Linked DNA regions of Homo sapiens: region 2 is linked to region 1. The links are chromatin contacts, found by Hi-C or POLR2A ChIA-PET in ENCODE. All regions are on one chromosome and are shown on one strand. The core of a region is the stretch at or near the end of the contact, and the rest is flanking DNA. Distances in the headings are between cores, read along the strand shown.

The links. Hi-C counts contacts between places; a loop is a spot of excess contacts on that map. ChIA-PET counts read pairs that join two places held with the same protein, here RNA polymerase II (POLR2A). Pooled maps may share reads with other maps.
Region 2: a pooled map shows a loop between it and region 1 (2.1-fold over the local background). The contact joins two enhancer-like sites. A Hi-C loop is called at or near these places in 1 of 50 pooled maps. POLR2A ChIA-PET finds 5 or more read pairs at or near these places in 5 of 52 experiments (BJ, SK-N-SH, activated CD8-positive, alpha-beta memory T cell and 2 more).

What each region holds. Positions count from the first base shown.
Region 1 is chr3:177,337,285-177,341,708 of GRCh38, reverse strand. No RefSeq gene overlaps it. Among named protein-coding and RNA genes, the nearest start is that of LINC00501, 45 kb to the right of the region's middle. RefSeq lists enhancers at 2,777-2,876, 2,734-3,028 and a silencer at 4,314-4,424. Within about 2 kb of position 2,933, at least 10 of the 41 ENCODE cell types and tissues checked have a DNase peak (open chromatin) inside an H3K27ac peak, as active enhancers do.
Region 2 is chr3:177,495,461-177,499,645 of GRCh38, reverse strand. The region is part of intron 1 of LINC00578 (long intergenic non-protein coding RNA 578); the gene reads right to left. Among named protein-coding and RNA genes, the nearest start is that of LINC00578, 56 kb to the right of the region's middle. Within about 2 kb of position 1,250, at least 5 of the 41 ENCODE cell types and tissues checked have a DNase peak (open chromatin) inside an H3K27ac peak, as active enhancers do.

The DNA of each region.
Region 1 (4,424 bases), core at 1,684-4,183:
TCTTCTCCAAACACAGAACAAAAGCTTTATAATATTTATTTCTGTGTATCAGTTTTACCTATCTGTATTATTTTTCTATCAAAAACAAAACAATTTTGCCCTCACCCTAATTGTTTCTAATGTTATTTTATATTTTTGTATTTTGTATAGAAAGAGAGAACCTCAAAAACCATTGAGGTACAAGATGGATAAAAATAAATAATCTCACAGTGGTTACTAGAGGTGGGACAGGGTGGGGGAGGGGTAGCCGAAGGTTGGTTAAGGAATGCAAAAGTATAGTTAGATAGGAGGAATAAGTTCTAGTGTTCATACAGCACTAGAGAGTGACTATAGCTAACAACAACTCATGGCATATTTTCAGGCCAGGCATAGTGGCTCATGCCTGTAATCCCAACACTTCGGGAGGCCAAGGCGGGTGGATCACGAGGTCAGGAGTTTGAGACCAGCCTGTCCAGCATGGCAAAACCCCGTCTCTACTAAAAATATAAAAATTAGCCGGGCATGATGGCACGTGCCTGTAGTTTCAGCTACTTAGGAGGCTGAGGCAGGAAAATCGCTTGAACCTGGGAAGCGGAGGTTGTAGTGAGCCGAAATTGTGCCATTGCACTTCAGCCTGGGCAACAGAGTGAGACTCCTTCTCAAAAAAAAAAAAAAAAAAAAATTGCATATTTTCAAATAGCTAGAAGATCAGATTTTTAATGTTCCCAACACAAAGAAATGATAAATGTTTGAGGTAATGGTTATGCTAATTACCCTGATTTGATTATTATACATTGTATCCATGTATCCAAATATCACACGGTACCCCATAAATATGTGTCAGTTAAAAATAATAATGAAAGCAAAAAATAAAAATTAGTTAATTAATTAACACAAAATAAATAAATAATCTCATCATGCACTGTGGGGTAGCACACATGAATTTGATCGTATTTGTAATTTGGAATCTATGCCAAATGCCATCTCAGTTATGAGGGTTATTCAGAAAGACAAACAGGATAGATACTCCCCAGCTGTCATGCCGCCTTAGTGCACAGGAAACCCTGTGAGCAGCTGACCCTCCAAGCTGATCTCAGCCCATTGGTATTCTTGGTGGTCCTGTCCCAGTATCTTAAAGGTGAAAAGTGCTGGGTGTAACATGTGTCACAAAACAGCTCTCTGAGTTAAGGTCTTTGCTTAATGAGGAGCTGTGAATACAGAGGACCTGTGGGAATACTTTAGGAATTAACCATGTGCTCATATGGTAGATCTACTACAGCTAACTAGCTGAGTGACCTTGAGCAAGGTACTTAACCTCTCTGGGCCTCTCATGTCCTTATACCTAAAATAAAGACATTGGGCCATTGGGCTAGATAATCTCTAAAACCTCTTCCAGCACAATAAATCTCTTCCAGCACAATAAATCTGTGATACATTCTTTATACAAATTAAAATATAGTTTTTAAAAGTTCCCCCAGGTCTTTTAGAAATAAATAGGCCGGGCGCAGGGGCTCACGCCTGTAATCCCAGCACTTTGAGAGGCTGAGGAGGGCAGATCACGAGATCAGGAGATCGACACCATCCTGGCTAACACAGTGAAACCCTGTCTCTACTAAAAATACAAAAAATTAGCTGGGCATGGTGGCATGTGCCTGTAGTCCCAGCTGTTCAGGAGGCTGAGGCAGGAGAATCGCTTGAACACAGGAGGCAGAGGTTGCCGTGAACTGAGATCGCACCACTGCACTCCAGCCTGGGCAACAGAGCGAGACTCTGTCCCAAAAAAATAAAATAAAATAAAATAAAATAAAATAAAATAAAATAAAATAAAATAAAATAAAATAAGACTATGAGCCAGGAGCAGTGGCTCACGCCTGTAATCCCAGCACTTTGGGAGGCCGAGGCAGGTGGATCACCTGAGGTCGGGAGTTCAGGACCAGCCTGACCAACATGGAGAAACCCCGTCTCTACTAAAAATACAAAATTAGTCAGGCATGGTGGCGCATGTCTGTAATCCTAGCTACTTGGGAGGCTGAGGCAGGAGAATCGCTTGAACCCAGAAAGTGGAGGTTGCAGTGAGTCGAGATCACTCCATTGCACTCCAGCCTGGGCAACAAGAGGAAAACTCCGTAACAAAGAAAGAAAGAGAGAGAGAGAGAAGGAAGGAAGGAAAGGAAGGGAGGAAGGAAGGAAGGAAGGAAGGAAGGAAGGAAGGAAGGAAGGAAGGAAGGAAGGGAGAGAGGAAGAAAGGAAAGAAAAGAAAGAAAGAAAGAGAAAGAAAAAGAAAGAAAGAAAGAAAGAAAGAAAGAAAGAGAAAGAAAGAGAAGAAAGAAAAAAGAGAAATGACTATGTCTAGAGAAAAAGATCTAGTGGGCAAACTATAAGTGAGTAAATCAGGCTAGTAGCAAACATATTCAGGAACCACCATGATAAAATGTGGCTGCTTATCTTTCCTGTTTGAACAGGAGGTCACAGTTTTGCTATATAGAGTTGAAAGGTTGTATAGACAGGATGTGTTAATTTGAGTTAGAATTCATCTGGGGCACCTGGACAGTTAATCCATCTCTGGGCTTCAGGAATCCAATACTACCCTAAGAACACTGTTGTAGAATGTATACGGCATGCTGGACATGGAAATCGGCTTGCTCCATTGGTGGTGGGGCATAGAGAGGTTCATGTCAGCCCAGCACATCCCCAGGAACTATACCAGTTTCCTTATTGCCCAAGCCAATATCTACAATGCAAAGCATCTTTCAACTGTAATTTAGGAGGACTATGAGCTGGCCACCTGAGTTTTTGCTTGCAGTTCAGGAACTATTGCTAAAAATGCATTTTATGGTGAAACAAGGGATTAGCTAATCTTTCAGGCTAACAGAGGACCAGCTACAAATGTTTCCTGTGTGTATTGTGAAACTCTGAGATAACAGAGAAGTTCCTTATTGCCCTCTGAATTTCCCTTCCCCCAGGACCTCCACTGGTCACACAAGCCATTATCTGAGACAAGCTGACCAGAGCGTGATGCTATAACTTTTTTTGTTCATACTTCCAAATTAAATCTGGTTAGAAAAATAAATGGCTAGAAAGTATTTAAATCTTGTCTTGAATCTTGGAGGAATTTACTTATTTTTCTTCATCTGTTGGCTACCCTTCTTTAAAAAAAAAATTATTATTATTTTTTTTGAAACGGAGTTTTGCTCTTGTTGCCCAGGTTGGAATGCAATGGTGCGATCTCAGCTCAACGCGACCTCTGCCTCCCGGGTTCAAGCGATTCTCCTGCCTCAGCCTCCCGAGTAGCTGGGACCACAGGTGCCCGCCACTACACCCAGATAATTTTATATTTTTAGTCTCAAACTCCTGACCTCAGGTGATCTGCCCACCTTGGCCTCCCAAAGTGCTGGGATTACAGGCGTGAGCCATTGCGCCCGGCCAGTTTTATTTTTTATTAACAAACTCATTCTCTGGATATTCTGGAGACAAAAGCAAAACACCCAAGAAAATGGGCACTTAGGCAATAAGAACTCAGACCCCTGTGGTTTGCTACAAATGTACTCACTAACAGAGCACATGCTGCCACCCTTAAGTTTCACACATGCTGCCAAGACCAAAGGTCCACTTTGATGACTAAATGGTAACACTATTTTCTTTGAATCATAGTATATGCATTTAATATTCTCTTGGGCCTTACTTAAAAGAGTAATATTTTTTCTTTTTTTTTTTAGGGTAAAGATATGGGAATTTCCCAACCACATTGTTCCACTTCATATCTTCTTCTTTCTCTTCTCATTTTATTTTCACTGCAGACCAGAGTGAAGACAAATGTGTATTACTTGGTAGCTTATGAACAGCAAGGAAAAACTGACTGGCAACCGCCATGGAAAGGTGTGAAACCGTAACCACGAGGACTCTCACATTTACATGTTACTGACTAGCGAATGTCTAGGCCTAAAACATCTGCCCTCTTATAGCTGTTTTATTATTATGTAAACATGGCTACAAGATTTCTGACATAAAATAGTAGATGACTCAGTGTCTTCAAATGATTAATTGCTGGTTTTTTTGCCTGACCTCTTTCTTCATTTCTTCAATAATAAATCTATTGTCATGCATTGAATTACGGAAGACTGAAGCTCCCAAATGCTGGGCCTGAAAATGCACTCACTCTCTCCAACAGCATGCGGGTGTTTCTCATTAGTTTCATAAGTGCCAAGAAAATTTCAAAATGATACCAAACAAGAATATTTTAAATTTTATCACATTACCAGCTAAGAAATCTGTAAGCACATTGTTAATTCACTTATATTCATCGCACAGCAAAACAAATATGGCATTTCAAAACTGAGAAAGTTAAAGCCTCCTATAAGAAGTCTATAGCCACCGTTTCTTGAGTCCTGTCTTCATATCTCATTCCTCCCAGAGCACATCTCTCACCAAGGTTCCTGTTAGATTCC
Region 2 (4,185 bases), core at 1-2,500, 160 kb before region 1:
TATAACTACCAGAAAGGGTAGTGAATATAACCTAACCCTATTTTCTTTTTTTTCTTTTTTTTTCTTTTTTTTTATTATACTTTAAGTTCTAGGGTATGTGTGCACAACGTGCAGGTTTGTTACATAGGTATACATGTGCCATGTTCATTTACTGCACCCATCAACTCGTCATTTACATTACATATTTCTCCTAATGCTGTCCCTCCCCCAGCCCCCCACCCCCTGACAGGCCACGGTGTGTGATGTTCCCCACCATGTGTCCATGTGTTCTCACTGTTCAACTCCGACCTATGAGTGAGAACATGCTGTGTTTGGTTTCCTGTCCTTGTGATAGTTTGCTTAGAGTGATGGTTTCCAGCTTCATGCATGTCCCTGCAAAGGACATGAACTCATCCTTTTTTATGGCTGCATAGTATTCCATGGTGCATATGTGCCACATTTTCTTAATCCAGTCTATCATTGATGGACATTTGATAACCTAACCCTATTTTCTAAAGCTGGTCATAGACTCCCCTTCACTAGGCAAGGGGCCCTTAAGTAAGAAGATGTCCAGCAAAGTGAATCTAAGACATACAAAATGGTGAGTTTCCATATTGGGTTATGTCTCACTCTAACAAAGCCGTCTTTCATTATGGATATAATTTAAAAGTGCCTATATAGGTGTGTATATGTGTATATCATATACACTTTGAATAGATAGCATTATCGATTCACACATCCACAGTCGTCAATAATACTGCGAATTACCTAGGAGACAGCACAGTGGTAATAGAGAGGCCTTGGAGCTAGATAAGTCTGTGATAGAATTTTGACTTCATCTTTTCTTGAGCCTCAGTTTCCTCATCTGTGAAATGTGAATAAACATGCCTGCCATTTAGACCTGTTGAAAGGATTAAAGAAGACAGTACCTAGACAGATAAATAGTAAAGTTGTTACATTTATTACTACAGGATCTGTTATTATTTGACTAGCATGTAATCTACTAATATTGCACAACCTTGATTCTTATTCTCTAAGGTGAAGTAGAGCTGATCGCTAAGTCCCCATTGCTGCCAAATTCTGTTTTCAGTGACATTTTAAGAACAGCCTCCCTCCGCATGTCCACAGGGAACTGTCAGGCCCAGGGGCACCTCTGCTGCTTCCCAGTAGGAAGCTCCCTCGAGAAAGCAAGCAGGGAGCGGGTTTCTATGATCCCACCAAGATTTGGCTGAGCTCCACTTTCAGCCTAGTGACTCATGCACCTTGAGTTGCTAAGGGAATTGAAAGTGTTGCCAAGGAATTTTGCAGTTTGCAGCAGGTGGATGTAGAAATTACAGAACCACTTTCTTCAAATCAGTAGCAGTGGATGTTTGTGCCCACAAGGATGAGGGCACTTTGGCAAGCACCCTAACCAACTTCTCCTCATACTTCAAAACAGACCCCAAACCATGTTTTCACCTTCTAGTGGTATATGAATGCACAGATGCAGAAGTAAAACCTGGTCCTGAGCAGAGGGTCTAAATCTGCAGGCGTCAACAAATATGTTACAACATTTTTTTAATGTGAATGGTCAATTGACTTTTATGAAACTGAATATTAACTGATAAATGATTACACTGTTCATCAATTATTTCACTTTAGATATAATCTGAAATCTTTCAAAAGATGTTTGTCTCTCCTTATCAATACAATTGATTGTTTTATCTCAGTGCTGCATTTTCGGCAATTTTCTCATATCTAACTTTCGGTTTATAAATTTTTTTGCTTTAGCTGTCTTTAACCAGCTGATTAAACCATGCACTGCATTTCCATTTCAATGACGATATTTTGCAATTCTAGAAAATTTATTTAACTATTTTTGAATTTTTTTTTAGTATTCCGCTTAAGTTTATGTGTTGGTGTTTTGGCTATATCTATTTGTATAGTTTTTTTATGATTGCGCTAAGGATAATGAAATACATACCTAACCTCTTACAGTCTATTTAGATGGAATATTTTACCACTACAAGCAAAACATGGAAGTCCTGCAACCCTTTGCCTTCTCCCGTTTGTGTCACAGCTGTCAGATGCTTTGCATATACATACCGAGAAACCCTACCAAAGTTACAATTTTTTTTTTTATATACGAAGTCTAGCTCTTGTCCTCCAGGCTGGAGTGCCATGGCATGATCTCAGCCCTCTGCAACCTCCCCTTCCAGGGTTCAAACGATTCTCCTGCCTTGGCCTCCCCAGTAGCTGGGATTACAGGTATGTGCCACAACACCTGGCTAATTTTTGTATTTTTAGTAGAGATGGGGTTTCACCATGTTGGCCACAGTGGTCTTGAACTCCTGACCTTAGGTGATCCACGCGCCTCGGCTTCCCAAAGTGTGGGATTACAGGCGTGAGCCACCGCTTCCAGCCACACTATGCCTAGCCAAAAGTTACAACTTTTGCTTTCAATAGTCATACATATTTTAAGAACTTAAAATATTAAGTTCTTAATATTAATATATTAATATTACCAGACAGTTTTTATATTACCCAGTTACCATTCTCTTCCATTTCTGAAGTTTCAAGTTTCTCTAGTATCACTTCCCTTAAGCCTAACTACTTCCTTTAGCATTTCTTTTAGATGGGTCTGCTGGTAATAAATTTTCTTCATTTTATCATCTTGCTGAGCCAATAAGCAGTTTGTTTAATTTCTCCTTCACAAAGGGTGCAAGTAATTAATCGAGTAGAACAGAAAAAGGGTAAAGATTGGATATGGAAGAAAACAGGTGAGTGACCAACGCCATATCTAATGCAAAGCAGCTTCCAATGAAGCCCCTTTTTCTTTTAAGCAGGTCTCAGGAACTCAGCTTTTTTTAGTATCCTTCTGCATTTGTCACTACCAGCCTATCACATGGGGTTCTTTTCCCTAAAGCCAGCCATGGGTAAATGTCCTTTCCCATCAGCTGGAAAGAATAAGTACCCATTCTGTTTATTTCACAGAGTCAATGTGAATGATGCTGCTCAGAGTCTCAATGGTAGCCACCAGGTCCCCAAACCAATATAGAAAGAAGACAGACTTGAACTACAGGGAAATTGAATTGTTAGAAAGTTGTCTTTGCTACCCCATTGATGGAGACAATCCTGAAGTGCAGATAAGAAGAAAAAACATGTAAATTCAAGTTATAGTACACATTTCCCTCTAATTTTCCTGATGCATATGGCTGTCATTGACCCTTCATCACTAGCCTAACAATAATAGTTGGTTTGCAATTTATTTGGATCCTCTGAAGATTGGGAGTTATTGTTAGCAGACAATTTTCCATGGATCTCTCAATATTTCTGCACATCTTATAAGCAGAAGTACTGACGGCCTTTTGTTCTGAACTATCTTTTCAAGGATATTTGTATAGCAAACAGCATGGAAATAATAGACAGTGTGTTTCCCTCCAAAGCAAAGAGCAGGTTGCTTACAGCTTCGCCATGATTTTAAAGGCGATATTTCCCACTGAAGCAAAAGGCAGGTATGCTTACTGTCCAGTGTAATAAAGAAAATGTTTCTCTCTGAAAGCAAAGGTCAAGCATGCTAAATGTATATTACACAAGATTCAGATTCCCTAAGTTCGGGGACTCTTCTGTAACAAACCCATTGAGTGTGCAGTTATTATGTAGCTCCTGTGGGAACTGGAGCTTAGGGATTAGGACAAAAATGCTAATTCTCTGGCTACTGTCCTTTACCTCTGACCTGGGAGTCTCAAGTCTCCAACCAGCATCCTTGAAACTGTGGCTGGCTAACCTGTCAGCTTGCAAGTAGATAAAATCCTAGACCCTCAGAGGTCTTGGCAGTTACAAAATGACCTTCTGTACCTTCCCAACCCTCTCATAGTATTTATTTCTCCTCCAAGAGTGGGATGGCTGCTATGTATTTACATAGCATCTGGCCATGTGCCAATTCACCAGGTCCCCATAGGACTCTACCCCCAGAATTCTATTTCTTAACATTCTCACATAGATGCCAAAAGTAGGCACTAGTTTCTTTGTTTCTTCCCCCTAGTTGTACATCTTTATCTTTAGTATGCATATACTGTATCACATATTTCAACAGCTGCAAGAAGCAGCAAATACATACTAGATCAGTATAGTCTCTGGCCACTATATGCCAAGCCCACACAAATGCATTAGTAAACTTCACTTGAGATTAAGGATGTAAAAACCTTGTGCAAAACCATCTATAAA